Linked DNA regions of Homo sapiens: region 1 is linked to region 2. Evidence: chromatin loops called from intact Hi-C (ENCODE). Cell type or tissue: ovary. All regions are shown on one strand. Links, peaks and the distances in the headings refer to the core of each region. The heading gives the core; the rest is flanking DNA. Region 1 holds the start of AQP6 (aquaporin 6). Region 2 overlaps ASIC1 (acid sensing ion channel subunit 1).

Region 1 (9,437 bases), core at 1,438-9,437, 96 kb after region 2:
TTTGGGGAGAATTATGAATTGCAATTGCAGATGGCTCCACTGATTGAAGGCAGTGCTCAGCAGGGAGAAGGGTCAGATCAGATTATACACCATTAATTAAAAACTTCCCTGACAAACAGGAGGAAGGGAATGCACACCAAGGGCTGGCCTGGTTGGGTCTCTGTCCTCCCCATGTCCCCTGCCCCCACCCAGGCCCAGGGGCTATGCCAATGAAGCCTGCTTCCCCCAGCTGGAGCTACTGAGATTCAGCTCTCCAAAGGCCAGCCCTTCCCTCATCCAAACAGATGGCCTGCTGTCCTATTAAAGGGCTCCAGAGGAGGGGAAGCGAACCTTTGGTTACTTATTTCCACGTCTAACCTTGGATGCTCTTCAGAGGCTAACCTAATTCCCCACTTCTCAGGAAACTTATTTCCTCCTGCTCTGTCCTGACAGAACTGCTTTGAAGAACTGTTAGTGAAAATAGCCCCTCAGCTTTCTCTTCAGGCAACCCCTCATATTTTGGCCTGTATGTTCCTGGGACAGACATTGTGAAGCCTGCTCTGAAATTGTGGGTGGAACAGCAAATATCTGGCGATGCACCCTCTCCCCAGCCCCTGCCTGGAAGCATAGGCTTCTCAGCTGCTGTCATACTGGCTTATTTGGAGCTGTAACTCCTGAAATTTTCTCCTCTTGATCTATTACTGCCTCCCATCCTCCCCAACTGCCCAGCCTTATTCATTCATCAAACTTATATTGAGCACCCAGTGTGTGCTTGGCTCTGGGGACAAAAAGCAGTGATCATTTGTCAAGGAGCTTAAGAGCCTACCATAGGAGCTCCACGCCCCCATCCCCTTCAATCCTCTAGTTCCTGTTTCCTTCCTTCCTGGGGCTGCAGCTTGTATGAACCCCCCAGGAGCTCTATTTTGGAAAATTCTCAACTGGGAGCTGGGGAGACCTTAAGTGTTCGTGCTCCTGAACCAGGTGACCTTGAGCAAGTCAATCATGTCCTCTGTTTACACATACGCTCTCATACATGCATACATACAGACACCCAGCTCTCCCTGCTCATAAAAGGACACAGGCAGCCTTGGACTCTGAGAGATTGTGAAGATGGATGAGTGGGGCCCAGCTTGGAGAGATGTGAGTAGTATCTGCGCTGATATTACAGAACGCTGAGCACAGCTACTGGGGCTATGAGCACCAGGGATTCAGCTACTGCACTGGTCACAGGCTGGGCCTGCCACACTGCCCTTGGAAGACTTGGGCAGCCTTTCCCCCATCCCCAGTCCCTCAGGAGACATCACTAAAAAGGATCTATCTTTTGTTTGTATTTTAATTTAATTAATTTTTCATTTTAAATAATAGAGATGAAGTTTCACTATGCTGCCCAGGATGGTCTCAAACTCCTGGCCTCAAGCAATCCTCCTGCTTGGGCCACCCAACATGTTGGTGATTACAGGTTTGAGCCGTCATGCCTGGCTAAGTTTTTAATTTTTTGTAGAGGCAGGGTTTTGCCATGTTGTCCAGGCTGGTCTCGAACTCCTGGCCTCAAGCGATCCTCCCACTTTGGCCTCCCAAAGTGTTAGGATTACAGGTGGGAGCCACTGCACCAGGCCAGGACCCATCTTTTGTTTTGTTTTTTTTGTTTTTTTTTTTGAGACAGAGTCTTGCTCTGTCACCAGGCTGGAGTGCAGTGGCGTGATCTTGGCTCACTGAAACCTCTACCTTCCGGGTTCAAGTGATTCCCCTGCCTCAGCCTCCCAAGTAGCTGGGACTACAATCACGCGCCACCACGCCCGGCTAATTTTTTATATTTTAGTAGGGACAGGGTTTCACCATGTTGGCCAGGATGGTCTCGATCTCCTGACCTCGTGATCTGCCCGCCTCAGCCTCCCAAAGTGCTGGGATTACAGGCGTGAGCCACCGTGCCTGGCCGCCAGGACCCATCTTTTATATGAATTTGGCTGCTGCATCTTAGGGTACCATGGTGATGGGCGTCATAGAGATGAGAAGAACTGATTTTATTGGTTCGCCTCTTCATTCCAGGGCCCTCCCACAGCCCCTCACACCCACAAAGCCTCAAGGTCAGCAGACCCAGGAGAAGAGCACACAGGGTCCCTGGTTAAGTAGATCCAATGATGTGAGAGAAAACCCAGTCTCTCTTCCCTCCCTCTCAATCATCTTTCTCTCTCTCTTTTCCCCTCCTCCCTCTCATTACCAACAGCAATTGTCTTCATACCCAATAATTACAGTAACAGCAACAATAATCATCATTTATTGGGGTTGTTTTTCTAGCATTTTAACTTCTGAAAGTATTTTCCGATTTCTTGATTTCACAGCAGTCCCTGGAGGAGGATTGTGTGTCCATTTTACAGCTGGAGAAGCCGAGATCCAGAAAGGACCCCCAAGTTGTGGGCAGAATAAATCTACAGCAGCTTTTAACTATTAAACCAACTTAGATTTTGGTAGTCTTTCAGAGGCACTGAATCTCAAATCTTAGTTTCCTGGGTCCCTCCTGGGTTCCTACCACCCTTAGGGCTTATTCAACAGCTTTCTGGGGATCCTGTAATGCTGACAGAGAGCCTGGAGACGGCTTCTTTGACCCAGGTCATGAGTCAATGGCTAGATGGGCACTTCCCCTCTGAGGATTGTTCCTGCCTGAGAGTGGGCTGTGGGGTGGGAGCTGGGGCAAGCACCTGGGAGGAGGCTTCCCTGGGAAAGGCCTGTCTGGCTCAAACCTCCCTTCCTCTATCCCACCTCTCTACGAGCCTGAGAAAATGTTCTTCTCTGTGTCAGTTCTTCTCAAGGGTGGGGGCCTCTCCAGAGCATTTGGAGGATTGAGGAATAAAGACCTATTGGGAGAGGCCGGGCACGGTGGCTCACGCCTGTAATCCCAGCACTTTGGGAGGCCGAGGTGGGCAGATCGCCTCAGGTCAGGAGTTTGAGACCACCCTGACCAATATGATGAAACCCCATCTCTACTAAAAATACAAAAAATTAGCTGGGCGTGGTGGCAGGCGCCTGTAATCCCAGCTACTTGGGAGGCTGAGGCAGGAGAATCCCTTGAACCCAGGAGGTAGAGGTTGCAGTGAGCCGAGATCATGCCACTGCACTCCAGCCTGGGTAACAGATCAAGATTCTGTCTCAAAACAAACAAAGATCTATTGGTAGAGCAGTCTCTGTCCTCAGGAAGCCCCCAGTCTGAAGGAGGAAATATAGCCCCCAAAACCACACCCAAGGTCAGAGAAACACCCCCAGGAGCTCAGAGGCTGTCCCAGGGCCTGATTCCTCCAGAAAGCCTGTCCTCTCTGGACCAAGGGTTTCCTGGGTGGGTAAGAAGCTGGGGCTCCCTGAGGTCCCTATAGCTCCCATGTCTAAGCAGAGTGGCTGTCTGGGCTCCCATTCCTTTCTCCCCCAAGACTTGGGCATCTGGGGTCAGGACTCCTACGGGGTCCAGTGGGTGAGAGGATGGGAGGGCGATCCTAAATCCCCTGCCTTCCTCTGCTCTGTCCCACCGAGAGGTGGGGAAGCCCTACAGAGAGGGAATGGGACAAATTCACTCCCAGATTCTACCTAGAAACGTAATGCCAGGGATAGGGCTTGTCCCCTCCAGCCCACCTGGTCAGGACAAAAGGTCAAGCCTCCCCCTCCCGCCACCCCCAGGGAGAACCTCCAGGCAGGTCCTGCAAGGCAGGAAGCCCAAGGGCGCGGCCAGGCGTAGGCTGTTTCACACACTCTCCATCTCCACGGCTCCCGAACCCGGCTGGGATTCCTTCTTCAGGGGCTCCGCCCCTGCCCCTGCCCCTGTCCCCACCTCTACGGTGCCTGTGAGGATAGCCAGCCGCTGCGCCAGGGTCTTGGTGTCGGGGAACAGGACGAAGTTGTAGATCAGTGAGGCCAGGAGGGCTCCCATCAGGGGCCCCACCCAGAAGACCTGAGGAGAAGGATGTCGTCACCCCACCCAGGAGCTATCAGGACCACAGGGTGGCTCTGGGACCGCTGCCTGCTTCCCCAGTGCCGACTTGATCTCCCAGGTCTCCCTCAACTGTCTGTAAGGTGCTAAATTTGAGAACCACGAGTCGTGTTTCCCAAGCCCACAAGGTAAGGGGACCTTGCCCCTTGCTCTCCCTGCCCTCCCTGGGGCTGAGCCCAGGCTCTGCAGCCGTGGCTGGGGCCTGGGGCCAGTCTCCTCACCCGCCCCCGCCTCTTTCCTCTCACTTCCCCCGTTTTAGCCAGGAGTCCTGGCTATTGCTGTTTCTGTCTCTGCTGGTGTGTGTGTCTATTTCTGTTTGTCTTTTTCTTTATCCAAGTTTGAAAATTGGTCCAGCTGGAGAAAGTGAATAAGGAAACAGCCAGGACTTAAAAGTCTGGGCCAAGGCTGCAGCTCCTGCCCTGGCCCATTTCTTGCCAGTCCACTGGGTATCCTGGGCAACTGAAGCCGAAAAGAAAGGAAGTCTCAGCCAAGACATTCACCCTGGCCTTCTGAGCTTAGGGAAGCTGCAAGTGAAACCCACCGTCTACAGGCAACTCAGGCTCCCTTCCCTCCCCAGGGCTGCCAGCAGAGGGGCTCACCCAGTGGACTGTGAACTTCCCAATGATGATGGCAGGGCCGAAGGAGCGGGCTGGATTCATGGAGCAGCCAGTGAAGTGGATCTGGGGAGCAAGTGCAGGGTCAGGGTGGGAGAAGGTTTAAGGCAGGCCTGAGAGGGGACCATTTCTCAGTCCTGGCTCAGAGCCTTAGCCCCAGCCACGGCCTCTGTAGTGCCATATCCTGGGCCTAGAGTGCAGGGGGTACCACTTTGGCTCCAAGGCACGAGGGGCTCAGGGAGGGACACTGCCTGGCCTTCAGGGCTCCACAGTTTCCCCGGGGACGGACCCGGTGTGTGCATGTGCACGGTGTCCCCTCTGTTCCTTACCCCAATGAGGTGGCCCAGTGCCACAGAGATCCCAATCATGGTGGCCGGGGAGCCTGATGTCTGACGGCTGTCGGTGGAAGCGAAGACACAGAGCACCAGCTGCAGGGTCAGAAGCAGCTCCACTGCCACCGCCTGGCCAGTTGAGACACTGTTCCGGACCTGGACAGAGGGAGTTACTCTGGACCAGACGCGGGCTCTGCCCACGGACAGACAGAGAAACCCCTGCCACTGGGCCTGGTCTCCTCAGCTGGAGGGGGGTGACACCTCACTGCCGCCCAGCTTCAGGACTTCGGGAGGCCTGTGCAGAGGGGTCCATATCTGCTCTGGACCCTTGCTCCCTGCAGAAGTGAGTGGTGCTCCTCCCACCCCACCAGTGGGTTGGTTGGGGCCAGTGGTTCAGGAGGCTTGCTTGAGAGGAGACTGGCAGCAGGTGTGGAAGGAGGAGATTTGGGGGAAGAAGGTGGAACACAGATGGTTACGAAATGGAGAAGGGGCGAGTGAGGCAGGCCTCGAGGTGGAGGGAAGAACTTGGGAACAGTCGGAGAGCAGAGGACGTGGGTGGAGCCTGGGAGAAAAATGAAGTCCCCGTGGGGTCCCCTTCTCTACCCACAGGCCCCGCACTCCCTTGGCCGCATCTACCCTTAAACGCCTGGTCCTTCTATTCCTTCTCCTTTATGTGGCCTCTTCCTTCTCCACCTGTTCTTCGCGCCACTATCCCATTTCTATTCTGCCTAGACTGAGGTCAAAGTCTCAGTCCTCTGGGTCCTGGGGCCCAGCCCGGGAGGATGTGGAGCCTGCAGCTGACTTGTTTCCTCCTTTGCTCCCTCGCCTCCGTCCTGGCCTCCACCTTCACCACTTGTGCGCATTCCCGCCTCCTGGCCCTCCAGGTGCCCCTCCCTGCACCTACCACGTTGATCCCAAGGGTCTCTCGGATGTCTCCCGGCATGACCCCATAAAGCAGAGCAGCCCCCACCGTGGCCCCCACCAGCTGGGCAGCCACATAGGCCACAGCACGGGGCAGAGAGATGTGGGAGCCTACGAGGAAGGCCAGCGTCACGGCGGGGTTGGCGTGGGCCCCGCTGGCCTTCCAGGTGACCTGCACAGCCATGGCGGTGACCAGGTTGAAGGTGATGGCAATCTGTAGCACGGAGGGAAGTGCTGTGGGCCAGCGCATGACTGAGCCCACGCCAAAGAACACATACAGCCCCGTGGCCAGGAACTCTGCAAACAGCGCCCTGCTGATGGCTTTCCAAAGCCTGCACGCCAACATGCTGGCCCAGCCACGTCCCCCTGGCTCCACTGCATCCATGTCCTGGTGCCTTGGCCGTTCCTTGCCTTGCTCTGGGGCCTCTTCTCTGTTCCTCTGGTCTCTGATCTCCTGTCTCTTCTGGTGTCCTGTCTCTGGCTGACCCTGGCTTTTGCTCTCTGTGGAGGCTTCTCTGGCCCCCACCTGCAGCTCCTCCACCACGCTCCTGTCCCCAGGACTGTGCTGGTCAGACTGGCAGGGCGCAGGCGGATGGGCTTATGCATGTGTATGGGGGTGGAATGAGGGGTGTTGCTCATATGCCTGCTCCAGCCTGAGCTGACCTGATGGGGTGGGATGTGGGGGCTGTCTCTGGGCACTGAGCTGGAACCTCCTACGATGATTTCCAGGGCGGGTTGGGCCTGACTCGTGTTGTAGACAGTCCAAGGTCTAGCCTGAGGGTCGCAGGTGCAGGGCAGCGGGGCTCATGGGATTTCAGACTGTTCATGTTCCAATGTCAGCTTAGATACAGCAAGATCACTCAGATCCCCGGCCTGCTTCAGGGGGTCCTGTGCATTCCCAGGTCCTGTTCGTCTGGCCCCCTCCATATCTAGGCTTTGCTTCCAAATGGGCTGACACCACACCGTGCCCGTAAACCCAGAAAGTAAGTTCCCTCCTCCACTCCCACCTATACCCGCACTCACAGAATGCAGATGTGAATACAGTCGACTTTACCAAGGACGCTGTGGACACTGTGGCCTGTGGGGTTGCAGAGGGGCGGGTGGAGAAGGGGTTTATTCCACAGCGACTCAAACCGCGTCAGATCACACAAGGCCATGGGCACCTCTGCTGTCCACCAGGGGAAATTTCCACTGGCCCTTCACTCACTTCCTCCTGCCTCCCTGCCCTCCCCCGCGCTCCCCTCCCTTCTTGGCTCCTCCGTCTCTGCTCTCCTCCTCTCAGGGGCCAAACAGATTTCACTCCTTTCTCACACAAGGCAGCTTAACCATTTTTTGTGGCTGCACTGGCCCTATGGTCACCCATGCCCTAGGCTTTCCCTGGCCCTATGGTCACCCATGCCCTAGGCTTTCCCCTTTTAACCCTAGCAGATAGCAAGGTATCTTCTCAAACAAAAGTGTTCCTCCCTAAGAAGAGTCTGCCAAGCTATTGAAATAACAGTCTTCCCCTCTTCACCGTAGCTGGGTGTCCTGACCTCATCCCTGGCATATCTACCTGCCTACAGATGTCCCCTGGTTGTTCTCAGGCTCCTCAAACGCAATCTGTCTCCAGATGTGATCCTCCTGTCTCCTGGTACCCCCCCCAACCCCCATGTTCTCCTCTTGTTTTCTGCAGCTCAGCTGGTGGCATCTGGGAAGCATCCTTGACCCTTTTCTCCCTCCTTCCCCCATCCAGGAAAAGCATCAAGTCCTGCTGATTTTCAATCCTAAATATCTCCTGACTGTGCCCTCTTTTTGCCACCCCTGCCGCCCTGCAGCCTTTCACCAGTCTCTCTGTCTGCTCCCTTGCTCCGTTTCAATCAATTTTCCATACTGCAGCCCAAGTGCTAAAATGCAAATCTGATCATGCTGCTCCCCTGCTAAAATCCCTTCCAAGCCTCCCATCCCTCTGGAAGCTCTGTGCCTGCCTTCAGGGACCCTGCAGCTCTCCCTCACCTCTCCCCACTCTGTTACCCTCTGGTTTCACCAAATGCACACTCTTGCTGGCCTCTCCTTGGAAAAAGCTCTCTCCTCTTCTTGGAGATCCCTTGCACTCCCTTTGCTTGGGTAACTCCCATTCCAAAGGCTCAGCTTTGACGTCGCTTGCTCCTTTCCTGGGTGGGGACCCTTCTGCGTGCTCCCACCACACCTGGGCATTCTCCTACACTGCAGTCACCACAGGGTGTTGTCATGGTGTGAATGTGTCTCCCCAGTGAGGCAAGGCGGGGAGGCCTTTGGGGGGCGGGAACCAAGTTTTGTTCACCCCTGCATGTAGTGTCTTGCACAGAGATTGGCACAGTAACTGCCCAATAAATATTTGTTGAATGAATGAATAAAAACTTCTTGACTTCCCGGGGCAGATGACTATGTCTGCTGCATTTCAGCCTCATACTCATACCTTCCCCCAACTGGGACTGAGCCCTCTGATATCTTCAAGAGAAACATCTTAACTCTGGACTACAGGCTCTGTTCCTCCCCAGTCCCTGTCTGAGTCCCAGTAACATCCCTCACCCATTTCCTTCTGTTCTCCCTGCTGTCTCGACTTCACCATGTCCTCTCCAGGGAACTCCTGGGCATCTCACCCTGAGCAGGCTCTTGCCAGCGCTCCGTGGTCCTGGCTCCCTGTCCTCTCCACCCCGTCCCTGCTGCGTGTCTCTGTTCTCATCCTCTTCCACGCCTTTCTGCCCCCCATCTGCGCTGCTGAGCACTGCTGGAGAAACTCACCCAGTCGTGCAGACTGCTACCATGACAAGTTCATGGTCTCTGGCCCCAGTAGGGATCGCAGCTCTGCTCAGCAATCCTTCCACAGCTCTCCCCTCATTCTTTAAACCTCCCCCACTCTCTTCAAGTATTCGACTCACTCTGGCTTTCTCTCAGCAGAGCACCCACCCTTGCCTCCCACCCTACCTAGAAAGCCAAGCTACCAGGCAAGACTTCTTCCCATCCTCCCTCCCAGCCAAACTCACCTGCAGCTGCCCTGTGGCCTTGAAGTAGGGGCAGCCCTTCTCCAGTGTACAAGTCGGGGTCGGGGGACCCTCCTTGGACTTCTGGCTCCCTTTGAGTGACTGGGACCCTCTCTTGGCCTTTCCCAGTCTCACCTGTGGCTTTCAGGCTTCCCCTTCTCTTGACTTCTTCCCTATAAACGTGCCTGCGTAGTCGCGGAGCAGTGAAAGATCATGATTTGGAGTCAAGGTTCCAGCCACCTATCCACTGCACAACAGCCCCCAGCCCCCGGCTACCGAAACCGCTCTGGCAAAGGCCAGCATGATTTCCTCTCCAGCCCACTGTGGCACATGGGCTGCCGGCCATCTTCCTGACGCCTCTTTTTCCCTGCCTTTGAGGCACATCTCCTGGCTGTCCTCCCATCTCTGTGAGGGCAACTCTGCCACGTGGCCTCCATGGCTGGCTCCTCTTCTGCTGATCCTTAAGCCCAGGACTTGTCTACTCCTGGCCCATGGCCCCTCACTCCTGATGAGTGTGCCTGGGCAGCCCTGTTCCCACCTGTGACTTCCACACCCTGCAGATACTGTCGACTCTCAACACTGTCTCTGGCCCAGATCTTTCTCCTAAACTCCAGACCCA
Region 2 (9,420 bases), core at 1,421-9,420:
TTGAATGTCCCCAAGTTGGGGTGGCTGTGCTTTTACTACTGCTGGATGGTGACAAAGTCCACAAAACAGGTCATAAGGTGAGTCAATACAGCCCAGAGCAGGGGAGAGACAAAAGAGTTTCAGGCCAGACTGGAGCAGCAATGGCAGTAGGTTACTAGGGAATACGGTCTTTGCCCCCTTCCCCCTTCCTAGAACAGCCTCCTCCATTGACCTCCAGAAGAGGAGACATACTGCTCTCCCCACTTTGTGGGTGAGGTCCAGAGATGAGGCAAAGAGAGAACTCCAAGGGCTCCTAGTCCCCAGCCCCATGACCAGGTCTTGCGGCACCCAGCCACAGGCTCCAGGCTGGACATATGCCCATGCCTACACTCCATCCGGAGTTGTATGGGATTAGAGGTGTCTGAGGCCGGCTAGCAGCCCTGTCTTGCGCCGGTTCAGAGGACAGGGCTGCTGTACAGTGGATTGCTGCTGCCACCTGGTGGGCCTGGGTGAGAACTGTCTGCTCTACTCTCGGGCCCAGAGGTAGACACATTCCTATGGCTCCTGGCCTGAGGCCCAGTGGCCCAAACCCCCAGGCCCCTGTATGCCTGCAGTCATCCCATGATGCACGGGTATGATGACACCCCCTGCCCCTACGCTAGGGAGGGGGTGGAGGACTGAGGGATGGGTGTGTGGGGCAGGGAAGGCCTGGCATCTGGGAGCTGGTGGGGCAGGAGAGCAGTCAGGCCAGACAGACCTGGAAGATGAACTTAGGAGAGACAGTGGGGTACCAGGTGGCCCCCCAGCAGGGAAAGCCCTGGACCCCTGGGTGGGGGGCCAAGCAGAAGGACAGTTCCCAGTGAGAGCTTCCCCTAGGAAGAGGGTCCCTGGCCACTTAAAGCTGGGGAGAGGGATATGATTTAGAGACCTGTTATTTACCCTCAGACACACACACACACACACACACACACACACACACACACACACACACAGAGCTGGTGGGGGTGGGGCGTCCATAGGAGGGCACAGGAAGACCAAGTGAAGATGCAATGAAGTCCCTGCTGCAGGAGATGCTGACAAGGGCCATGGTGGGGTGGGGTTGGGGGATATCCCCACCCCTCTACTGTCACCCTTTCACTCCCTTCTCTTGTACCACCAGAGACCAGGCAGCACCCACCCCAGCTTCAGTCCATGGGTGCTAGTCAAAATAGTGAACAACTGGCCAGGCACTGGCGTCCACCAACAGATCAAAGGTTGACCTCACAGATGGAGCAAGGTCCCGGGCCCTGCTGGACCATGAGGAAGTCTTGAGAAGGGCAGGTAAAGCTGGAGGACATGTTGGGAGGCAGCAGCAAAATACCAACTAAGACAGACGTGTTTCAAGATTCTAACAGGAAAAGCAGCACTGGTGTGGACCTGGGAATACCAGCCCAGCTCCAGGCCCCGGACTCCTGGGTGAGCTCTGGCCTGTGTCAGCCAGATGAGGTAGGGGGCAGCACAGTCATCAGCCCCAGCCCCAGCCCCAGCCCCAACCCCAGGAGGTGACAGTCAGGGACAGCCATGGCAGACACTCTTGGGGTACTGTGGCAGGCATGGGGCTCCACTCACCACTGAGAAGTTGTGAGGGCCGCAGGGTCCCCCTTGGTAGGAGCAATAGAGCAGCATGTCCTCCAGCCGGTGGCAGGAGCGATTGTAGAAGCGGTGCAGGTTAAAGGGCTCCCCAGAGAAGGCCTCAGGGCCCGGTGGAGCGAGGGGCACCCCGGGGTCATCACTTTCATCCAGTCCCAGCATGGGGGCCAAATAAAGCAAGTCAGGGTAGCTGAGCTGGGACAGCCGCACAGCATTAGTGTTGCAGAGGGTGACTGCCGGGAAGGCCAGCTCCGTGGTGGCCACTTCGTTTAGAAGGGTCACGTGTGGGTAGCTGAGGTAATAAGCAACGCGGTCCCCTACCTGGCACAGGAAGGCACCCAGTGCCAGGACAAAGGCCACCGCCCACAGCACCTGCCTTGGCCCTGGACCCCCCTCCACAAAAATGTGGTTGGTGCCATGGAGGGTGCAGCTGTTGGCAAAGGCCACCAAGTCCATGGGTGAATGCCCCTCACTGGCCTCCTTCCTCACTGCCTCCTTTTCCTTCTCTTCTTCCTCCTCTTCCGATTCTGAGATGTCCTGCTGCTGCTGATGGTGGTGGGGACCCCAAATATCTCCCAAGGGCCCTGGGGCTTCCTCTCCAGAGGAGAATGACATGGAGCAGAAGATCTGGATGGGCATTTTCTCCAGGGGCTTCCTGGTGCCAGGGATTTGCAGGAGGAAGGGGGAAGGTGCCAGAGGGGAAGGCGATGTGACTCCAGGCAGAGTCCGGCAGAGCCAGCCACCCAGCCCGTCAGCCAGGTATCTCAGCCCAGCTGGCCGTCCTTCCTCACCAGGGCCTCTGTGGCAGTGTGGCTGGGGCGGGGCATGGGAGGAGGACCAGCCTGCCCTGCCAGGGAGGGCGGGTGTCTGGGCTGATGAATAATTGATGGCAGTGGGAAAGGGAGGCTGATGGAGAGCAGGGGGCTGGAGCCCCTTTCCTGTCACCAGCTCCGGCAGCACAGAGAGGGTTTAGGACAGAGTGGAAACCCTGGAAAAGCCTAGGGCTGGGATTCCTGGAACCCACCCCTCCCAGGTGAGACGGGACCTAGCACCATCCTTTGCACCCACTGCCATGATGATCACAGCGACCACAGTCCCTACCCCCCCAGGACACACACAACACACACTCATGCTCTCTGTCATCCTCCAATCTGTTCCTCAGCATATCCCTCAGTGTCCCCATCCCAATTCTGGGTCCTCTCCCTTATTCTCCCTCGTCCAGTTATTCCTCTGGGATACCTGAGCCCCTCCGTGCCCCACCACCAGGTACTCTCTCAGACCTCCAATTCCAGTCCCCGACCCTGTTTCTCTTCCCCTCCCTCCCTGGCCCCAGCTCTATTTCAGGACAGCATTACCAGCCCTCGTCCTACCCACCTATGCTGAGATGTATTTTGGTTCCTTTCCTCTCCCCTACCCCTCCTGTGGCTTGTGGGCCAGCCCAGGTTCCATTAGCAGCAGTCTCTCACTGACCACAGACTCATTTCTGACCAGTTCCCGGCACTAGGGGGAGGGACCCTGTCTCCTGCAGTGGGAAAGCTTCCTGGCAGATCACCACTACCCTTTTTGGCCTGCCCCCCGCCCCCCGAACAGTTTAGTTTGTTCGAGGAATTCTCTGGTGGGTGGAAGAAATTGAGATCAGTGCTGGGGGTGGGGCAGGGGGACCTGGGTCAGGTAGAGAGTATTGGGAACCAACTTGGGGTTCCCACCAAAACCCTCAGCCTTGCAGACTCCCGGCCTCAGTCTCTGAGGCTCCCCTACCGCTAATTTACCATTCCCTGCCCCCAGGCCCCTGGCCCCTCTGTGTGTTCTGATTACTCAGGGCCACTGGTTGAGGAACTTGAGCCATCAGCCAAGTCTCCAGGGCCAAGAAGGTGACCCGAGGGGAGGAGGGGAAGCGGGGGAGGGAGGTATAGCAGATTAATGCTTTCTCTGCAGGGCCAGAGGAGGAGCAGTGGGGCTAGACCGGGGCTAGGTGGGTCTGCTTGGGCCTCCCCATTCCTTAAGCATCCCCTAGCCCCAGGCCATGTTCCCCTTCCTCCTCCTCTCTTCTCCCTCCCTGCTCCCACCATCTTCCCTTCTCCATTTGCAGAGACCCTAGAGTGTGTTGGGGATGTGAGGCAGGGTGTCAGGTTCTAGCAGAACTGAGTGATGTGGAACCTTTGGCCTCAGCTTTGCTGCCAGGGACAAAGAGGCCTCAGAAGCAGAGTCTTGAGCTCTAGCCCCTCTCCATCCTTCTGCCACTGCCCTCAGACTGGCCTAAACAACAGCCACTGTCCTCCTCTTTCTGCCACTGCCCTCCTCTTTTGCCTAAACAACAGCCTCTCAACTGGTCTCCCTGCCTCCCTGCAGTTTCTCCCCACCTTTAGTTCGAGTTGTGTGACTCTGACCATTCTTCTGCTTAAAGACCTTCTCTAGCCAGGTATGGTGGCACGCACCTGTAGTTCCAGCTGCTTGGGAGGTTGAGGCAGAAGAATCGCTTGAACCCGGGAGGCGGAGGTTGCAGTGAGCCGAGATCGCACCACTGCACTCCAGCCTGGGCGACAGAACAAGGCTCCATCTCAAAAAAGTAAAGACCTTCTCTCACTCCCCACTGCCTCCTGGCAAAATTTAGTCCTCTCTTGTAGCCCCACAAAGCTGAAAGCAGCCAGGCGTGGTGGCTCACGCCTGTAATCCCAGCACTTTGGGAGGTCGAGGTGGACAGATCAAGAGGTCAGGAGATCGAGACCATCCTGGCTAACACAGTGAAACCCTGTCTCTACTAAAAATACAAAAAAAAAAAACCAAAAAAATTTAGCCAGGTGTGCTGGCAGGCGCCTGTGGTCCCAGCTACTCGGGAGGCTGAGGCAGGAGAATGGTGTGAACCCAGGAGGTGGAGCTTGCAGTGAGCCGAGACTGAGCCACTGCACTCCAGCCTGGGGGACAGAGCAAGACTCCGTCTCAAAAAAAAAAAAAAAAAAGCTGAAAGCAATGTACCCTCCACCTCAGGCCAGCATCCAGCCACCACCACCTGTCCCCAGACACACGAGGCTCATCCACAGTCCTGTGCCTTCCCTGGACTCCATCTGGAGAATTCCTACTCATTTTTCAAGATCCTACTCACATGTTACCTCCTCCAAGAATCCTCCCGACTCCACAGGGTGCTGTTAGTGCCCACCCAGGGAATAGACTAAAGGGTCCAGTTCTGCTCAAGGCCCTACAGCTATGAGTAATGACCGAGAGCAAAAGAGCAGGACCAAGAGACCATGTGCAGGAACAGGAAGCAAGGAAGGCCAGGAACACCCAGGGCAACCAGAGATAAGTCATTGCAGAGATGAGGAGAGACTCCCCCACCTTCAGCTGCTGTCCTCAGGCTTCTCCTGCATGAACCTGTGTGTCCTGTCCTGTGTGTATCTTTTTCCTGCCTGCCAGATCTTGAGCTCTCAGAGGGCAGGGGCCTCCTCCTTTGCATTCCCCAGGAAGTGCTTCAGAGAGGACTTCCAGACTTGGGTGGAGTGGGGCTGAGGCTTGGGCTGAGGAAGCTGCAGCTGCCCATGCGTTCCCACTAGAGGGCACTGTCCCCCTCCTTCAGATGTTTTGGAAGGGGAAGTAGATTGATTTCCAGAAGGAAGCAGCTAAGGCAGCGGGAGCTTCCAGCTTGGGAGCCCCAGCAAAGACAAGGGTGTGCACGCACAGACAGTGCCAAAGGACAGTAAGTTGGGTGCAACTGAATACCTCTTCCCCCACAGCAACCAAGACCACACTGCACACTTGCACATTACCACACAGACACGCAGCCCTGGTGTGGGGCGACACACACACCCCAACACACACACACACGCCCCAACACACACACACCCCAACACGCACACACCCCAACACACACACACACCCAACTGCATGTCCTCTCTCCTCCATCGCCTGTATGCTTGTTCAAACAAATGCTTATTCTTCTAACATTCTTTCCCATCTTCATCTTGTTCAAGTAATTGGGGGATGAGGAAAGTGTCAAAGGGCATACACAGAGGGCCCCTGGAGAGGTGCCCAAGCAGACACACACACAGAGCTGCACTCAGTCCTGAACCCTCTGTCCAAGCATACAGCGCCCCCCACCCAGACCTTCTCTTTAGCAGTGTGTGCTGAGTGGTTTCTGACTTTTTCTATATCCCTTTCTTCATTCCAGCCACCCCTCATGTCTGTGTAATGCTTCATGGTTTTCAATTGTTATCTCATGGGATCCTCACACAACCCAGTGAAATAAGCAGGTTTGAGTAACTTCATTCCCATCTGACAAGTGAGAAAACTGAGCCACACCAGCCTATTCAAGTCTTAGGGAGAGCAAGAAGTGGGCTGGAGGCTGGAATGAGGTCATCTGTCTCCAAATCCCTTGCTTCTTCATTCTTGCATTTACTCATTGACACAGTGGAGAACACATCATGGACCTGCCCTCATGGAGCTTACTGTCGAACAGGGAAGACAGACCTCAATTCAAAAATGAAAAAAACAAATATCTAATTGCAAACCATAAGTGCTATGAAAAAAAAAAATGACTCTATCAGAGTGAATGACAGAGGGACTTGCCCCAGACTGGGGAATTAAGGAAGCTTTCTCTGAGGAAATGATGTTTGAATTACAGTCTAAAGAATAAAGAGGAGGCTGGGCGCGGTGGCTTATGCCTGTAATCCCAGCACTTTGGGAGGCTGAAATGGGCGGATCACTTGAGGCCAGGAGTTCAAGACCAGCCTGGCCACCATGGTGAAACCCCTTATCTACTAAAAATACAAAAATTAGCCAGGCATGGTGACACATGACTGTAATCTCAGCTACTTGGGAGGCTGAGGCATGAGACTTGCTTGAACCAAGGATGTGGAAGTTGCAGTGAGCTAAGATTGCACCACTGCACTCCAGCCCAGGCAATAGAACGAGATTCTGTCTCAAAAAAATAAATTAAATAATAAATAAATAAATAAATAAATAAATAAATAAATAAAATAAAAAATAAATAAAGAGGAGTAATTAGGTAATGGTGTGTGTGTGTATATATTTGTGTGTGTGCACGTGCGCACTAGCGCTTACCGCTGTGGAGGAGGGAGGATATTCCAGAGAGAGAACTGAGTGTATGCAAAGGCCTGGAAGGAGAGAGATGAGAAGGGGCAAGTGTGGCTGGAGAGGTGGGTAAAGGCAGGGAGGACCCAGGTCACTCAGGGCCTTAAAGGCCACGGTGAGGATTCTGGCTGAGGGACAATGAAAGACTCCCCATGGAAGGCGTTCAAGTGATCAGAGCTTTGATTTGAAAAGACCACTCTGGCTGCAGAGTGAAGGATATAGAAGGGCTGCTGGAAGGCCTGTCGAGGAGCCATTGCCGTGGCCCAAAGAGACATGCAGTGGTGGGATGGGCCGGAACAGGGGGTAGAGTGGAGATGTTTATGAGGCAAAATTGGCAGATCCTGTCAAGGCAGGTGAGGGAGATGGAGTGTCAGGGATGATTTCTGGTTTGCATGACGGGGTGAACAGTGGGTGGCTCACTAGATCAGGCACACAGGTAAAGAACTAGTTTGGGAGGTAAGATGATGACTTTGGTTTTGCACATGCAGGTTTTGAGGAGTCTTAGGGACATCCAAGTAGAGACGTTAAGTGGGAAAATTGGCGACTGGAGCTGATGCTAAGAGGAGAGAGCTGGGCTGAGACATAAATTTGGCAGTTGTCAGTGTGTAGATGGTAATTGAAGTGATGAGTGAAGATGAGACTGCCCAAGAATAGAATATAAAGTTTAAAAAAAAGATAGAAAAAAAGGTCTGATTTGGCAGTATCCACTAAAGCTAAACAGAATCATACCCTATGACTTAACCATAGCTCCATAGCTAGTCATGTGCCCAGGAGAAATGAGTGCATATATCAACCAAAAAACATGAACAAAAATGTTCATAGTAGCTTTATAGATAAGAGCCAAAAACTAGTAACAACCCAAATGTCTAGCATCAGTAGAATGGATCAATTGTGGCATATTCATATAATGAGATACTATACAGCATCAAAAAAGAACTAACCACTTCCACACACAACAACATGGCTAAATCTCACAGACGTAATCACAAGCAAAACAAAACAAAACAAACAGACACAAAAGAGTATACACTGTATGGAGGATACATATACTCCAAGAAGTTCAAGAATGAGGGAAATTGATCTATACTGTTAGAACAGTGGTTAACTCTTATGGGGTAGCATTGACTAGGAAACAGCCTGAAGGAACTTTCTGGGGTACTGGAAATGTTTTATACCAATGCAATATGCAAAATACTACACTGTAAGACATACCAGTGTAAAAATTTTTCAAGCTGGTGCATTGTACTCTTATGATTTAAAAGAAGATTAAAGCTTGAGACTGAGCCTTGAGTAGTGATGACACTAAATGGCCAAGTAGAAGAAAATGAACTGGCAAAGAGACAGAGGAGTGGGTAGACATAGGAGGAAAACAAAGAGAGTATGATTGTCAGGAAAGCGAATAGTTCAAAAAAGAGGTGGTGGGGTCCGGGCGCAGTGGCTCACGCCTGTAATCCCAGCACTCCGGGAGGCCGAGACAGGCGGATCACCTGAGGTCGGGAGCTCAAGACCAGCCTGACCAACATGGAGAAAACCCGTCTCTACGAAAAATACAACAACAACAAAAAAATAGCCGCGCATGGTGGCACGCATCTGTAATCCAGCTACTCAGGAGGCTGAGGCAGGAGAATTGCTTGAACCCAGGAGGCGGAGGTTGCAGTGAGCTGAGATGGTGCCACTGCACTCCAGCCTGAGCAACAAGAGCAAAACTCCGTCTCAAAAAAAAAAAAAAAACAACAGCAGAAGAGTTGGTGGGCAACTATTTTAAATGCTATTGAGAGATCAAGAATAATAAAAAAAATATTTGCTGGATTCGGCAACATGAAGGTGACCACTGGCCTTAGCTAGAACCATTTAGGAGGAATGGTGATGATGGGGGAAGAAGGCAGCCTGGAGTGGATCAGAAAGTGAGTTAGAGATGAGGAAATAGAAACAGTGAAATAAACATATCACTTTTAGGAACTTTGTAAAGGGAAGCAGAGAGATACTATAGGAGCTGGCAGGTGCTGTGGAGTTGAGAGACACATGTTTTAGTTTTTATCTTAGCACAAAGACCGATACATAGCAAGTTCTCAATATATGTTAGCTGTCGTTACAGCTATGTATTTTAAGACAAGAGCATCTTCAGCATGTTTCATTGTCAATGGGGTTTCACTTGAGAAAGAGCGACCAACTGTAGAGCAGGGAGAGACAGAATTAGCAGGAGAAAGATCTTAAAAAGGCAGAGGGAATAAGATGAAAATTCTAGGTTGAGACTTTATCCTAGATAAGATGAATGTTCCCTTCTAGGGCTTGGTACCCAGAAGAAGGACAAGATCTTGTCTGAGGCTTCTATTTTCTCAGTGAAGTAAGTGGTAGCCAAGGTCATCCGCTGAGGGTGAGAGAGGAGCTAGGAAGGGTGACTGAGAAGAGTGGAGAAGTTCGAAGTAGTCATCAGAGAGAGCAAGCTGACCAGGAAAACACAGTGGGGTTGCCAGGCAGCACTGCACGCCCATTTAAGGATGTTGAGCATGAACGCAATGTGATACTAAGCTGCCCTGGTATGTGACTTCCTCAGGGAGGTCCTGACTGCCCTGGTGTGACCCTGGGGAAAGCCAGTGGTGGGTTCACCTAAGATTGGCACTTGGCCTGATGATGCAATGAAAAGACAAAAGCATCAAAAAACTAGGCCTACTCAACTTGGGAACGGGATTCCTAGGGTCTCTTCTCTATACCCTTTCTTGCCCTTCCTGC

What was found. Peaks named below come from ENCODE experiments on the same cell type or tissue, not always from the same donor. Only the 100,000 strongest peaks of a DNase experiment are listed, where the experiment ranks them.
Region 1: a loop joins it to region 2, with 4 times the contacts of the local background. A loop is called at or near these places in 104 of 110 quality-filtered maps.

What each region holds. Positions count from the first base shown.
Region 1 is chr12:49,969,941-49,979,377 of GRCh38, reverse strand. It overlaps AQP6 (aquaporin 6), which reads right to left and starts at 6,431. Exons shown (of 4, transcript NM_001652.4): 1 at 5,803-6,431; 2 at 4,896-5,054; 3 at 4,552-4,632; 4 at 2,239-3,913. The coding sequence starts at 6,204. The coding sequence ends at 3,707. It overlaps LOC105369764 (a long non-coding RNA gene), which reads left to right and starts at 3,873. Exons shown (of 3, transcript XR_001749143.2): 1 at 3,873-4,080. In ovary, for the core only: no CTCF peak of the experiment used is centred there; DNase peaks (open chromatin) are centred at 3,727, 4,607, 5,017, 6,157 and 2 weaker places.
Region 2 is chr12:50,066,412-50,075,831 of GRCh38, reverse strand. The region is part of intron 3 of ASIC1 (acid sensing ion channel subunit 1); the gene reads right to left. Among named protein-coding and RNA genes, the nearest start is that of ASIC1, 14 kb to the right of the region's middle. RefSeq lists enhancers at 194-243, 374-473, 494-763. In ovary, for the core only: a CTCF peak has its summit at 5,144 (motif pointing right); a DNase peak (open chromatin) is centred at 5,131.